Linked DNA regions of Homo sapiens: region 2 is linked to region 1. A link is a loop called in an ENCODE intact Hi-C map of the cell type or tissue named here. Cell type or tissue: OCI-LY7. All regions are shown on one strand. Region 1 has its middle 25 kb from the start of TRS-TGA1-1. Region 2 holds the start of SIRT1 (sirtuin 1).

Region 1 (8,000 bases):
GTCAAAGGCAAAAACACTTCACTCCCACGTTCCACTCTATTTTTGTTACAGACTCATTTCCCAATTGTCGACAAGATTGAGCACCAGCTCTTGTTTACTTTTCTCTTCCATAATGCCTGAAGCCTCCAACATGAAAAAGAGACATTGCTCCACTTTAAAGGAGGTTTATGGTGGGGCAGGCTTGTACTAAGCACTTTATATACTTGATCCCATTTAACTTAGTAGCAGACCTTTTAAACTTAAACACTTAAAAATACTCCCCTGAACTCAAAGTATAAAAAGGGAGGGGACTGTGCTGTGATAATGCAGTCTTTTGAATGGAAAGTAAGAAGAAAACAGGACGTTTCTTCAATAATTCAGTTCAGTTCCCTGGTGTGTCCAGCACAACTATAATTGGGTGTACATATATAGAATAGCGCACTTTCAATGCCACTTATTTTTGCATTGTGGCTCAACTTCATGCTACGGCAAACTCATTATGAAAATATATTTCTACTTAATGATTATTAACCTCTAAGATCAGCAGCTCTAAATGAAGATATTTTCTCTTATATTTGATACTGACTGAATGAGACACATACTTCCTGAGAATATTATGTGATAAATATACTAGCATTTGTGTAGGATACACACACACACACACACACACACACACATATGTATCATACACAATACACATATTTTGTAGAGATGGGGTCTTGCTGTATTGCCCAGGCTGGTCTCAAACTCTTGGCCTCAAGTGATCCTTCTGCCTTGGCTTCCCAAAGTGCTGGGATTTTAGGTGTGAGCCACAACACCTGGCCTGTGTAGCATATAAAAAGGCTTATGCCATGTTTATGCACTCAAGGAGCTGATATTCCAGTGAAGTAAGACAGGTATGTGAATATCTGTCAGTTTAAAAGGAGTGTACTGAATTAGTTTAAATATGTAATGTGCTTAGAACATGAGGAGTAAGCACTATGTGTATTAGTTCCCATTCTTACTGCATTAGTGTGTGTTGAGGCACTATTTCTTGCATATCTTTCCTTAGATATCCCATGCATTTACACACATATATGTGTTTCTGTTCTTTACGCAAATGGTAGCACCGTATATCCACTGCTGAATAACTCCCATTTACTCAGTTAATATATCTTGGGAGTTTTTTCATTTTAGTGTGTGAATGCTACTTTATTCTTTTTACCTGCTACTTAGCATTCCATTGTGTGGATAAACCATACTTTTTTCTTTTCTTTTCTTTTCTTTTCTTTTGTTTGAGACAGAGCTTCGCTCTTGTCGCCCAGGCTGGAGTGCATTTGGCGCCATCTCGGCTCACTGCAAGCTTTGCCTCCCGGTTTTGAGCGATTCTCCTGCCTTAGCCTCCTAGGTAGCTGGGATTACAGGTGCCCACCACCATGCCCAGCTAAGTTTTGGAACCACACTCTTTTTTTTTTTTTTAACTTGTCCCTACTGATGCCTTTTCAAGCTATTTACAATTTTTTTGCAATCACAAATAGCACTGTAATGAACAGCTTTGTAAAAAGTATTTCTTCTATGTAAAGTATACCTGTAGGATAAATGCCTAGCACTGGAATTTCTGGATTAAAGAGTATGTATGTGCATTTAGAATTTGATTACCATATTCTCAGGAAAGCAATAGGTGCAATTTGACAGGTTTCAGAGATCTTAGGGCCACTGGATTAAAAAACCCAGGAAACATTGCTTATTCATTGAGATTCTTGCCTTTAGATTTTTTTTCACTCTAGACTGGACTTTGTTGAGTGGCTCAGTGTGAAGCACTGTGCTTATGGAATAATTTACCCAGCATCTTTCCTAGCCCCTAATACCAGGGACTGCCCAAGATATAAAGCAATAATAAAACCATAGTACACATTTCTTCTGGCACCTTCCACAGAGAGAGAGAACAGGTTTCTTTTTTGTTTTTTTTTTTTTCAGTGCTGTGGCTACTTGCCTTCTGGGTATCCTGAAATGTTGAAATACAATTCTAGAACATTTTTGTTCTTTTAAGTAAAGGGAAATTCAACAGAGCAATGCTGGGAAACCTAGGCAGAATTCACAATTTCCAATGAATACAAATAATTTTCAGTACCTGGACATATTCCCAGCCTGACAAAAATATGCTCCTTGGTGAGCAAATTAGAAATACAGAAAAGAGTTTGCAGATATTCCTTCTATATCACAGAGCTGGATAAGGAGAAGATAAGGTTGTTTTCCTGCTTATGAATTTTCATATCCTTTCGCTGCCCAGATCTGATGGTGGTTACAAGATCAATCACAGCAGCAAGCGTTGATGACTAATACAGTTATTGAGAGGAGTCTTTAATTTCCTGGAGGCAAACACCATTACTTGCCACTTCTACACCACAGACGGGAGTTGCCAGGACTACTGGGGAGTCAGTGATGGAAGAAATTGTAAAACTGATGCAATTACTGAGAAAATGATGAAATGTCTCACAATGAAAGGCTTCAATTCCCTTCAATTTCCGGTTCTGTGATATGCATCAGTGTGGCCTTGTCCACAGTATTATTACTTCTCAGCTCTCTGTGGCAACTCAGCCTCACAGTGGGAGAATATTTTGCATCAGGCAGTTCATTCTTACCCTTTCTCCTCCCACCTGGCCTCTTTTGTTTCTTCCAATATTTTTGCCTTGATTATTTCTTAAGTTATCTGTGGAATTTAAGAGAGGTTTGTGAAGAAGTGCATCTTTCTCTGGTTCTAAACTACTGTGGGACTTAGGGCAGATTACTTGCGCTCCCTGATACAGTTTCTTCTACCTGTGGCTAGATAAAAGGATCTCCCCTTTGTAGAACACAGGATCTTGGTCAAGGACTAGCCCCAAATTTGGCCAGTTTAGGACCTTGGGTGGGAGCCAGGACACTGTGGGAACTGGCAAGGAATTTGTAGGCCAAAAGTGGAAGTTGAGGATTGTCAGGGACATGGAAGGCAGAGAAAGAGGATATGTTTTCTCCATCATTCCTTTCTAATAACTCGTCCTTTCTTACTAGTCTTTTAAGTAAAAGGACAGAGACAGAAAGGGAAAGATTATACTTAATTAGGTACATCTATATACAACAGCCCCAAACACCTCAATTATCTTTTCACATTCAGCTGAGTTTGATGCTATTCTAGACAGCATCCCACCTTTAAAGACAAGGGTGAAATTTCTATAGTAAATACTTTCCAGTTCATTAGAGCTGGAAATGAGGCTCTAAACTAGGTCTAATAATAATACCAACAGTAACTACTACCTTTAATAATAATTTCCAAAGCATTTCCTGATATAACTTGTTTGAATCTCACAACTAATCTCATTTCAATGTAGCTTTTGTTACATTTTAAAAACCACAATAGAATGGAAAACATTTTTTTCATTCTATTTTTTTTTTTTTTTTCTTAAACCACTGGTTCTCAACCTTGGATTCAATGGGGAATATGAAAACGCTGCTTCTCACCAGTGACACTGTGAAGTATATATTTGGTCTTTATTTCTATTTACTGTCATAGGGCTCTTAAAACCCTTGGAATCTCTGGAATGATGTGTCTTTTGTATGCGAATGAGATGACTGGTGGCAGGATGCAGCTTGGTCACTGGAAAGACCATGGCATGATTAGAAGGTTGGAACTTTCAGCCTTACCCCCCAGGAGAAGAGAGAAGGGCTGAAAAGTTGATCACCAATGGCCAATGATGTAATCAATGATGCCTACCTAATGAATCCTGCATAAAAACACAAAAGGACAGGGCTTGGGGAGGGGTTTCTGGATAGCTGAACACATGGAAGTTCTTGAAGGGTGGTGCCTGGAGAGAACACAGAAGCTCCACGCCCCTTCCCACATACCTTGCCCTATGCATCTCTTCCACCTGGCTGTTCACCTTGGGAAAGAAAAGAAAGAAACTTTTTTTGAGATGGAGTCTTGCTCTTTCCCCAGGCTGGAGTGCAGTGGCGTGATCTCGGCTCACTGCAACCTCCGTCTTCCGGGTTCAAGCAATTCTCCTGCCTCAGCCTCCCGAGTAGCTGGGATTACAGGCACGCACCACCACACTCAGCTAATTTTTGTATTTTTAGTAGAGACAGGGTTTCACCATGTTGGCCAGGATGGTCTTGATCACCTGACCTCAGGTGATTCACCCTCCTTGACCTCCCAAAGTGCTGGGATTACAGGCGTGAGCCACTGCGCCTGGCTGAAAAATAAACTCTTTATATTAATTTTGCCTCAGTCTTTTTTTAGGTCGACAACCTGTATTTTCTGTAATATCATATATGATAAATGAGTAAATGTAAGTAAAGGATTTCTCTGATTTCTCTGAGCCACTCTGGCAAATTAATGAAACCCAAGGAGGGGGATGGTGGCAACCCTGATTTACAGTTAGTCGGTCAGAACCATAGGACACAAGCTGGGGCTTGCAATTGGTATCTGAAGTCGGGGAGAATCTTGTGGGACTGAGTCCTCGCTCTATGGGATCTCATGCTATCTCCAGGTAGACAGTGTCACAATTAAATTGAATTTGAGGACACCTTGCTGGAGAATCTGCTGGAGAATTGACTAGTTGGTGGTGGGGAGAAATCCCCACACATTTTAGTTACCAGAGGTGAAGCATTCTGCATAATAGAGGAGGATAGGCAAAACGCTTTGGTTTTCCCAGTATCTCAATACCACCCCACTCCACCAACCCCAGATTTCATGTTTCTGGGTAGGAATTTTACAAATCTCAGGTAATTCTAACGTGCCACTAAGGTTGAGGATCATGGTGGCTTAAACGATACAAGCTGTAGGTGAAATGATTAATATCTTGGTGGCTCTCCCTCTTCCGTGTCACCTGTTATTTTTAGGAGTCGCCATGACCCGAGGTGCACTTCGCTTGAGCTCCCAAACGGGTCTATGACCTAGGGCGGTCCCTGTCTCTGCCCTAATTCTCTGATCCTCAGCTCCATCTTGGAGCGCCCCCTGCTGCTGAGTACCTGCTGGTGGAAGAAAGGCGGTCCCCTCTCCTGGCAGCTTCCTTCTCGCCAGACTTCAACTTGAACAGTTTCTCAGTGTCTGGAACTCACCCTTTAACCATGCGGCCACAGATCCTGACTGTCGGGCCTGGTAGGGAGCACAGTCCTAGCTTTCTCTGACCATCTCCCTCCTCTCTCATCTTGTTCCCTTGCAAATGCCTTTCCTCCCCAAGCTTCAAAAAAGAAACACCTGGGCCTATAAAGGACAAAAGATTCCGCAGTGTGTGCGTGTAGAGGGAGAGTGATGTGTCTCCACTAGTAGCAGCTAGCTAAAAATACTGTTTTAGAAATTCCAATAGTGTTCAAACAAGGTGGGACAGAAAATGTTAGAAATAGAAGCTGTCAATCATTTGATGTGAAGGTTGTTCATCAAACAATCCTTAAAGAGAAATAGCTGTGTAGTGTTAGGCAAGTCCCTTCTTTGAATCTGTTTCCTCCCTTGTAAAATGAGGAAATATAAAATTAAACTAGGAAAATTGTGAATCAAAATCAGACTGACTGATTTAAAAAGTTATTTTCAGGTCTAAATTCAAGGACTCAGGGAGTTTCTTTATCACAGCAAGGCCGCTACTGGCAAAACACACATTGTTCATGGTGTAAAGTGTGTTGGCGAAGAGGGTAGCTCTGGGGATGGCACTTACGAGCAGTGTGATGTTAGGCAAGTTCATTAACCTCCCTGTGCCTCAGTTTCCTTATCTGTAAATCTGTAAAATGGAGATGGCAACTACCTTTGTGTAGGACACAAAATATTAGCTGTTAATAGTAGTGCTATAGTTTTTTTTTTTTCCCCTTCAAGACAGAGTCTTGCTCTGTCACCCAGGCTGGAGTGCAGTGGCACCATCTTGGCTCACTGCAACCTCCGCCTTCCAGGTTCGAGCGATTCTTCTGCCTCAGCCTCCTGAGTAACTGGGATTACAGGTGTGCAGCACCATGCCCAACTAGTTTTTTTTTTTTTTTTTTGAGAGGGAATTTCACTCTTGTTGCCCAGGCTGGAGTGCAATGGCCCGATCTCGGCTTACTGCAACCTCTGCCTCCCGGATTCAAGGGATTCTCTTGCCTCAGCCTCCTGTGTAGCTGGGATTACAGGTGTGCACCACCATGCCTGGCTATTTTTGTATTTTCAGTAGAGACGGGGTTTCACGATGTTGCCTAGGCTGGTCTCAAATTCCTGACCTCAGATGATCCACCCACCTCGGCCTCCCAAAGTGCTGGGATTACAGGTGTGAGCCACCGTGGCCTGCTAGTAGTGCTAGTAGTTTGAATGTGATGTCCTTTGCAAAATTCATGTGGAAATTTAGTTTCCATTGTGGTGATATTAGGAGGTGAAGCCTTTCGGGAAGTGATTAAGTTGTTATAGAGCAAGCAATGGGCTTGCTGCCCGACACCCATAGAAGCCAATACTGTGGCACTGGCTTTTGAGAAAAGAAAGGCCTTATTGTAAGTCAACTGGTAAGGAGATCGGAGGCAATGCTAAAATCTGTCTCTCCAACCTGGGAGCTGGGGCAGATTTTATAGGCAGAGGGTAATAAGGCATGATATGATTAGATCTTGCCATGAGATGAGGCTGGGAGGTGTGATCTGACTGGATCATGCCATGGGGTGAGGCCAGGGCTTGATCTGATTGGATCATGGATCATGCCATGATGTGCTTGCTTCTTAATTCAGTCCTGGTTCCTTGGTCTGAGCACTTAGGTTCCACCTGTGGTTGCATGCTTGGTTCATCTGAGCATGATGAGGTTATTTAACTTGCAACCTGGGGGTCCATGGCAATTGAAAAACAACTCACCATTTTATCACACAAAGTAGAACCTGATTGGGTTGGTTCTGTGGTTAAGAGTCCTTAAGGCTCTACCCTCATGTATGTATGAATGCCCTTATAAAAGGGGCTTCAGAGAGAGTTTGCCTTCTTGCTCTCCCCTTCCTTCAGCCATGCGAGGACACAGTGTTCCTCCCACCTAAGGATGCAGCAACAAGGAACCATCTTGGAAGCAGAGACTGGGCCCCCACCAAACACCAAACCTATAGTGGTGGACTTCCCAGCCTCCAGAACTGTAAGAAATAAATTTATGTTATTTGTAAACCACCCAGTCTGTGGCATTTTGTTATAATGGCACAAATGGACCAACGCAAGCAGCAACTGGGAAAGAAAATTAGAGAGTCACTAAAACTATTTTTTCATCACTTTCCCATTTTCTGGAATAGTGCTCCAGCATCACCCAGAAGCTTGTAACAAATGCGAGTTTTTGGACCCCACCCCAGACCCACTGAATCAGAATCTGTGAGGTCTAAGGCCCAGGAATTTTTTTTTTTTTTTTGAGGTGGAGTCTTGCCCTGTTGCCCAGGCTGGATGCAATGACACGACCTTCGGCTCACTGCAAGCTCTGCCTCCCAGGTTCAAGCCATTCTCCTGCCTCAGCCTCCCGAGTAGCTGGGATTACAGGTGCCCATCACCATGCCCGGCTAATTTTTGTATTTTTAGTAGGGAAGGGGTTTCACCATACTGGCCAGGCTGGTCTCTTGGCCAGGTTGGTCTTGAACTCCTGACCTTGTGATCTGCCTGCCTTGGCCTCCCAAAATGTTGGGATTACAGGTGTGAGCCACCATGCCTGGCCGGAATTTGTTTTAATAGCCTCTCCAGGGGATTCTTTTGCATGCTAAAGTTTTAGCGGAACTGTTTTAGAATCTTGCTGCTCAAAATGTGGTCCAAAGCTCAGCATCACAAGCATTTGAATTTATTAGACTTGCAGAATCTTGGGCCCCACTTTGGATCTGCTAAACTGTAATCTGTGTTTTAACAAGATCCCCAGGTGTTTCCATGCTCAATAAACCTTGAGAAGCACTGCCCTAGAAATGTATCTCTAATATGATAGCCAATAAGCATACATGGCTATGAAAATTAAAATTAATTAAAATTAAATAAAATTCAACACATAGTTCCTTATTCACACTAGCCACATTTCGAGTACTCATGGAGCTAGTGGTTCCCATATTGGACAGTACAG
Region 2 (8,000 bases), 94 kb before region 1:
ACATGCCTGTAATCCCAGCACTTTGGGAGGCCCAGGCGGACGGATCACCTGAGGTCGGGAGTTCAAGACCAGCCTGACCAACATGGAGAAACCCCGTCTCTACTAAAAATTCAAAATTAGCCGGGCGTAGTGGCATATGCATGTAATCCCAGCTGCTGGGGAGGCTGAGGCAGGAGAATCGCTTGAACCTGGAAGGCGGAGGGTACGGTGAGCCGAGATCGCGCCATTGCACTCCAGCCTCCGCAACAAGAGCGAAACTCTGTCTCAAAACAAACAAACCAAAAACCGTACATTTACTCTCTAAAATTAACAGCTCTGAGCCATACCTATCCGTGGCCTTGGAGTCCAGTCACTAGAGCTTGCATGTGAGGCTCTATCCTCCTCATCACTTTCACAGGAATGAAAACCATTAGTGATAATTTCATCACCGAACAGAAGGTTATCTGCAAAAGAAACCAAGTCAGTCAAGGCTATCAAAACAACATGCACCTAAAATGTATGAACGGTTATAGAGCAATCATTTTCATCGAGTACAGCATTTAACATTTACACGGCGTGTGTAAAGCATGCCTATGGGGTCAGCTTGCACTGTTCATTGGAACAGTTTCTTCATCTTTAGGAATTCTGCTCACTCAGTTTCAGCCAAAATCTAAAAATAAATTAAGTCTACTTAAAAAACAGAAAAGATAGCCGGGAGCGGTGGCTCACGCCTCTAATTCCAGAGCTTTGGGAGGCCGAGGCAGGCGGATCACCTGAGGTTGAGAATTCGAGACCAGCCTGACCAACATGGAGAAATCTCGTCTCTACTAATAATACAAAAATTAGCCGGGCATGGTGGCGCATGCCTGTAATCCCAACTACTCAGGAGGCTGAGGCACGAGAATGGCTTGAACCCGGGAAGCGGAGGTTGCGGTGAGCCGAGATCACGCCATTGCACTCCAGCTTGGGTAACAAGAGCGAAACTCCACCTTTTAAAAAAAAAGAAAAGGAAAAAAAAAAAGAAAAGATAATAATCTAGCTAGAATGTATCATACAATCACAAACAATAGCGTTCGTGAAACGTGTAATAAATGGACATTTACATAAAAACGTCATTCAAATATAACCTTGGCAATGCGCACGTTAAACTTACACAATACTACAAGTACCTCTGCATTGTTTCCTCTATTAAATAAACAGTATTAATAACACAATTATTATTAGGTAAATAATAAATTAGTACTCAACTGTGTTGCTTGAAATCAGGGTCTCTTTACTAAATCAGTCCCTAAAAACACATATTACTTTTTTTTTTTTTTTTTTTTGAGACGGGGTCTCACTCTGTTGCCCACCCTGGAGTGCAGTGGCAGGATCACAGCTCACTGCAACCTCGAACTCTAGTACCTGGGACTAAAGGTGTGCGACACCACGTCCCGCTTTTTTTACTTTTAGTAGAGAGGAGGTCTCGCTATGTTGCCCAGGCTGGCCTGAAACTCCTAGGCTCAAGAGATCCTCCCGCTTTGGCCTCCCAAAGTGCTAGGATTACACGAAAGAGCCACCGCGCCCGGCCTGACCCAAATATTGATAAAGATGAACACCTATCAAGGATAGAAACTCCTCAGATCAAAAATAAGAAACCTGACCGGGCGCGGTGGCTCACGCCTGTAATCCCAGCACTTTGGGCGGCCGAGGCGGACGGATCACGAAGTCAAGAAATCAAGACCATCCTGGCCAACATGGTGAAACCCCGTCTCTGCTAAAAACACAAAAATTAGCTGGGCGTGGTGGCGGGTGTCTGTAGTCCCAGCTACTCGGCAGGCTGAAGGAGAATCGGTTGAACGCGGGAGGCGGAGGTTGCACTGAGCCGAGATCGCGCCACTGCACTCCAGCCTAGCGACAGAGCGAGACTCCGTCTCAAAAAAAAAAAAAAAAAAAAAAAGAAACCTTCAAGAACATGACAACTGCAACATATCTGCTTCATTATGCTAGAAGTGTTAAGTTTGTGTCTCAATACTACATACATACAAAAAAAGCATGTTTAGCCCAAACACCATTACCGCACAAGAGCAAGATTAGAATAAAAGTAATATGAACAGCTCTAAAAGTACTCTCTCTCCCATACCCACTCCTAACTGCATTACAGAATGGTAATGTCTTCAGGAACAGCCACGTTCTTTAAATTTTGCAAGCTGTGACTATAGAAACAGCTTTCCTCTTTCAAAAATTGTAATTTCAGTCATAAAAATATAGACCAAAAAAAGCAAACTGCACAGGTGTCAAGTTTGCAAAAAGCAATTGAAAACGCAGACCAACGGGACAGCCAAAAAGTTGCAGACTTAAGTGTGCTGGGGGGTAGAGGAGAAAAGCAATGAAAATAAAAAATAAAGAAAAAGAAAAAAAAAGCTCTAACAAAAGCAATATGCTAAAAGAGTAAGAGGGGGAGAGAAACTTATTTTAAAGCGACTGCGAGAGTCTCCCGACCTGGCTGCTGCGGAAAGAACAAGGCCGCCCAGGCGGGCCACGGACGGAGGAAAAGAGCGAATCCACTGGCAGCTCGCGCAGTAGGAACCGCAGCCCCGGAGGAGCGCGGCTGAACGGAGGGCCGGGGTGGGGAGGGGAACGCCGCGGAGCCTGCCCCGAGCCCCCAGCCGCCCTCAACCTCAGGCCAGTAGGAGCCCGGGGAGAGGGAGGAGGAGATGCGCAGTTCCGGCCGCCCGCACCCTGCGCACCTCGGTACCCAATCGCCGCCGCCGCCGCCTCTTCCTCCTCCTCGCCCTCGTCGTCGTCGTCTTCGTCGTACAAGTTGTCGGCCAGCGGTGGCTCCCGAGATGGGCCCTGCAGGCCCGGCCCATTGTCTCCTTCCCCAGCCGCCGCAGTCGCCTGGGCCTCTTGCTCCCCGCCTGCCGCCGCCGCCTCTGCCTCCGCCTCCCGCCACAGCGCCGCCGCCGCCGCACCCGGGCAGCCCCTGGCCGCCGCCGGCACCTCACGCTCTGGGGCCGCCCCACCGGGCTCGCCCGGGCTCCGCTCGAGGCCGGGACCATCTCTCCGCGGCCTCTTGCGGAGCGGCTCCCCGGCGGGGGACGACGCGGCCTCCCTGTCGGCCCCCGCCGCCGAGGGGGAGCCGCCGGGCTGAAGGGCGAGGGCCGCCTCGTCCGCCATCTTCCAACTGCCTCTCTGGCCCTCCTCCCTCGCCTCCTCTGCTCCCGCTCGACGCGCGGCACTGGCGCCCCCGCGGCTCCGGCTGCGGGAGATTTAAACCCCATCACGTGACCCGCCCCATCGCCGCCCCCGCCCTCTCGGCGCTCCCGCCACCCACGCGGGCCAGACCACAACACTACGGGTCACGTGGCGGGCGGAGGCTGTTGCGTCTACCGCTCCGCCTGGGCTGGAAGCGCACTCGGCCCCGGCGGCCGGCGGCCCTTCCTCTTTGTGGCGAGCGTGTAGTGCAGCCAAATTCGCCCCTCGGCCGCTTTCTCAACTTCTCTTTCAAACTGACCTCAAATCACTACCGCCGGAACAGCTCAAGTTTTGGTCCGCCCTGGGAATTTCCACGTCTTCCTGAAGTGTACACCTGGCCTGCCTTAGCCTTGTCTATATTTAGCTAAGGGTTAAAACACAGCTGAAGCTGGCTAAGACTTAGCTCCCTGAAATACGTTGGATAGTCGTTCTGTTTTGTTAATAAGTAGGAAGAGAGGCAAAAGGAGGCGGCTCCTTTCCCACTCTCCTCACACCGTTCTGACAGCTCCTCTTTTGCTCCTTTTTCTGCTCCTTGCTTTTCTCCTTAGTCGGTTGCTTTTTTCCCCTCTCTCCCATCACTTGTAGGGTGGTATACATTGTAAAATCCTTGAAGGCATATGTCCTCCTGGGAAGACCTTTGACGTGGAGGTTTGGAGATCAGCCGATCTACTTTCTGGCCCCAGCTTGGCTTCAAACGTGTGTGAATTCCCTCCTCCGGGCCTCAGTTTTCTCACGTGCAGAATGGGTTTGTTGGGTCAGTATGAGAGCATGGGAAGGAAATGACTTGGCCTCCATGCACATCTGCCCTTGGTTAAAATTTGGAGTCCTTCCTTTCTAGCGTGAGCTATCTAGCCGTTTCTAAACTTAATTTTTCTCATGTCTTAAATGGTAATAAGTATTTTAAAACGTCATAGATTTAAATGAGATAACCAGATGTAAAACGAGGGGTACCTAGTAGTTCAAAAGGCTTAGTGGAAAGCCCTTCCACTTTCCTCTCTCCCTGAAATTCTGGCACACTGTGACTCCATATCTAATCTTAACTAAGGACCCATATAACCCATGGTAGATCTAGAGCCAGTGTTTGTTATGGCATCTGCCTGGAGCACAGCGTTTCTATCTGTTTAAAGGACCTCTACGAGTTTATGGTACACTGTCCCTTAAGCCTAGTATGGGTTCTGGCCATACTGCATCAATTACCTGCGTGACTTTAGGCAACCAACTTAAAGCTGTTTCTTCATCCTTAAAATAAAAAATAAAAAGCTGGAAATATATCGCTAAGGTCCTATCTACATCCAAAAGTCTTATTTCATCTGGTCACCACTATTCATTTCTGAAAGTAATCATCTCCAGTCCTAGAAGCCTTAAAACCATCTTTGGTTGCGTGGGGGTCAAGGGGAGGGAGAGCATTAGGACAAATAGCTAATGCATGCGGGACTTAAAACCTGGCTGGGCGCGGTGGCTGCTGCCTGTAATCCCAGCACTTTGGGAGGCCGAGGCGGACAGATCACCTGAAGTCGGAAGTTCGAGACCAGCCTGACCAACATGGAGAAACCCCGTCTCTACTAAAAATACAAAATTAGCCGGGCGTGGTGGCACATGCCTGTAATCCCAGCTACTCAGAAGGCTGAGGCAGGAGAATCGCTTGAACCCAGCAGGCAGAGGTTGCGGTGAGCCGAGATCGCACCATTGCACACCAGCCTGGGCAGCAAGAGCGAAACTCCGTCTCAAAAAAAAATATAAATAAAACCTAGATGAGGGGTTGATTGGTGCAGCAAACCACCATGGCTCACCTATAAGTATGTAACAAACCTACACATTCTGCACCTGTATCCTGGAACTTAAATTAAAAAAAAAATCTTTGAAGCGTTCCTTCATACCAATCCCTCTGAAATCCATCTGACCAATCAATGACCAAATCCTGTTGTCCTTCCTTTCTTGCTACACTCCTCCCAATTCCTGACTAGGCACCACACTCCTAGTGGTTGACATACTTGGTCCTCCCCACTTTCTGTCTTACACTACAAAATATTTCATAAATTGACTCTCAGCTACGTTGGTGGAATGCAATATATGAAATGTTGAGAGTCAGTATCCCAATAAAACAGAAACAAAATTCCCAGCTTTTTTGAGAAAAAGATGTCTGTAAGCTTATGAGCATCCTGTTGTTCATTAATTCATTTATATTTATAGTATATTATTGACACGTGAAGTTTATGAACTACAAGAAATGCTATGTGATCAATATTATTGTTAGTATGCTGAGAGGTCAGAGATGCAGTATGCTTTTCAGGTAGGATAAATGAGAAACAGAAATTGTATTACAACAAACACAAAAACAAAAAATCCCAATTAGACTTCTGGTCTACCACTGGTTAAGAACTAACATTAAGGCTAGGCGCTGTGGCTCACGCCTATAAATCCCAGCACTTTGGGAGGCCAAGGCGGGCGGATCACCTGATGTCAGGAGTTCGAGACCAGCCTGACCAGTATGATGTAACCCCGTCTCCACTAAAAATACAAAAATTAGCCCAGAGTGGTGGCATGCGCCTGTAATCCCAGCTACTCGGGAGGCTGAGACGGGAGAATCGCTTGAACTCAGGAGGTGGAGGTTGCAGTGACCTGAGACAGTGCCATTGCACTCCAGCCTGGGCAACAAGAGTGAAACTCTGTCTCAAAAAAAAAAAAAAAAAAAAAAGAACATTAATATTCTGGCTGACTTAGTAGTTCTATTCTCCTAAGTTAATAAATTGGCCTGCCAAGCACGGTGGCTGACGCCTGTAATCCCAGCACTTTGGGAGGTCGAGGCGGGTGGATCACGAGGTCAGGAGATCAAGACCATCCTGGCTAACACGGTGAAACCCCGTGTCTACTAAAAATACAAAAAATTAGCCGGGTGTGGTGGCGGGCGCCTGTAGTCCCAGCTACTCGGGAGGTTGAGGCAGGAGAATGGCGTGAACCCAGGAGGCGGAGCTTGCAGTGAGCCGGGATCGCGCCACTGCACTCTGGCCTGGGCGACAGAGTGAGACTCCATCGCAAAAAAAATAAAAATAAGAATAAATAAAAAATGAATAAATAAAAAAATAAATTGGCCTAATAGCTCTGATATCAGTCTCATGTGACTACAATTAGTAAGGGAGTTAGTATCAACTCTTTTGTACTAATAAAATGTTATTGTCAAAACTGAAAAACACAAATGGAAATCCCTACTTCACACAATATACGAAAATAAATTCCAGCCAGGCGCGGTGGCTCACTCCTGTAATCCCAGCACTTTGGGAGGCTGAGGGGGGGCAGATCACCTGAAGTCGGGAGTTCAAGACCAGCCTGGCCAACATGGACAAACTACTACTGACTCTACTAAAAAATAAATTAGCCAGGTGTGGTGGCACATTCCTGTAATCCCAACTACTTGGGAGGCTGAGGGAGGAGAATTGCTTGAACCTGGGAGGCGGAGATTGCAGTGAGCCGAGATTGCACCATTGCACTCCAGCCAGGGCAACAAGAGCAAAACTTCATCTCAAAAATATAAAAAATTAAAAATTCCAGATGGATTGAAGATCTAAATGAAAAAATACAAAAATAAAAATATGACATTTTAGAATATTTATAACTTTGGATCAAGAAAGAACTTTTTAGCAAGGCAGGAGCCATTTTTTAAATGATAAAAATATTTGACAATATAAAAATTTAAAATATGCTCAAACCTATTAGTAGTCAGGGATACGTAGTGAAAAAATGTCCTAGCCAAGTACAATGGCTCATACCTATAATCCCAGCACTTTAGGAAGCTGAGGTGGAAGGATGGCTTGAGACCAAGAATTTGAGATCAGCCTGGGCCACACAGTGAGACCTCATCTCTCCAAAACCTTTAAAAATTAGTCCAGCATCCTGCTTTGCGCCTGTAGTCCGAGCTACTTGGGAGGCTGAGGCAGGAGGACTGTTTGAGCCTGAAGGTCGAGGCTGCAGTGAGCCACGGTCTAGCCACTGCACTCCAACCTGGGCAACACAGCAAGACCCTAACTCAAAAAAATAAAATACGGCTGGGCGCAGTGGCTCACGCCTGTAATCCCAGCACTTTGGGAGGCTGAGGCGGGCAGATCATGAGGTCAGGAGATTGAGACCATCCTGGCTAACATGGTGAAACCCCGTCTCCACTAAAAATACAAAAAAATTAGCCAGGCGTGGTGGTGGGCGCCTGTAGTCCCAGTTACTCGGGAGGCTGAGGCAGAAGAATGGCGGAAACCCAGGAGGCAGAGCTTGCAGTGAGCCAAGATCACGCACTGCACTCCAGCCTGGGCGACAGAGTGAGACTCCATCTCAAAAAAAATAAATAAAGTAACATCCGGGTGCGGTCAGTCATGCCTGTAATGCTAGTACTTTGGGAGGCCAATGTGGGCAGATCACTTGACGTCAGGAGTTCGAAACCAGCCTGGCCAAAATGGTGAAACCCCATCTCTACTAAAAATATACGATAATTAGCCAGGCATGGTGGTGCACGTCTGTAATCTCAGCTACTCGGGAGGCTGAGGAACGAGAATCACTTGGACCTGGGAGGTGGAGGTTGCAGTGAGCCGAGATTGCGCCACTGCACTCCAGCCTAGGTGACAGAGTGAGACTCCGTCTCAAAAATAAAATAAAATAACATTAAAACATGACCGGGAGTGGTGGCTCACACCTGTAATCCCAGCACTTTGGGAGGCTGAGGCAGGAGGTCAACAGTTTGAGACCAGCCTGGCCAATATTGTGAAACCCTGTCTCTACTAAAAATTAGCCAGGTGTGGTGG

What was found. Hi-C counts contacts between places; a loop is a spot of excess contacts. Peaks named below come from ENCODE experiments on the same cell type or tissue, not always from the same donor. Only the 100,000 strongest peaks of a DNase experiment are listed, where the experiment ranks them.
Region 2: it touches region 1 in a loop (7-fold over the local background); 4 of 110 quality-filtered maps call a loop at or near these places.

Annotation. Positions count from the first base shown.
Region 1 is chr10:67,785,571-67,793,570 of GRCh38, reverse strand. No RefSeq gene overlaps it. Among named protein-coding and RNA genes, the nearest start is that of TRS-TGA1-1, 25 kb to the right of the region's middle. In OCI-LY7, CTCF peaks have their summits at 4,745 and 4,947 (motif pointing left); DNase peaks (open chromatin) are centred at 2,460 and 4,920; H3K4me3 peaks cover 547 bases.
Region 2 is chr10:67,879,860-67,887,859 of GRCh38, reverse strand. It overlaps SIRT1 (sirtuin 1), which reads right to left and starts at 3,204. Exons shown (of 9, transcript NM_012238.5): 1 at 2,709-3,204; 2 at 327-443. The coding sequence starts at 3,138. RefSeq lists silencers at 2,499-2,618, 2,415-2,709, 3,144-3,328, 2,829-3,368, promoters at 3,136-3,311, 3,138-3,349, 3,137-4,168, 3,139-5,524 and enhancers at 3,449-3,608, 3,629-3,688. In OCI-LY7, CTCF peaks have their summits at 2,930 and 3,159; DNase peaks (open chromatin) are centred at 1,819, 2,719 and 3,279; H3K4me3 peaks cover 3,334 bases; H3K27ac peaks cover 2,654 bases.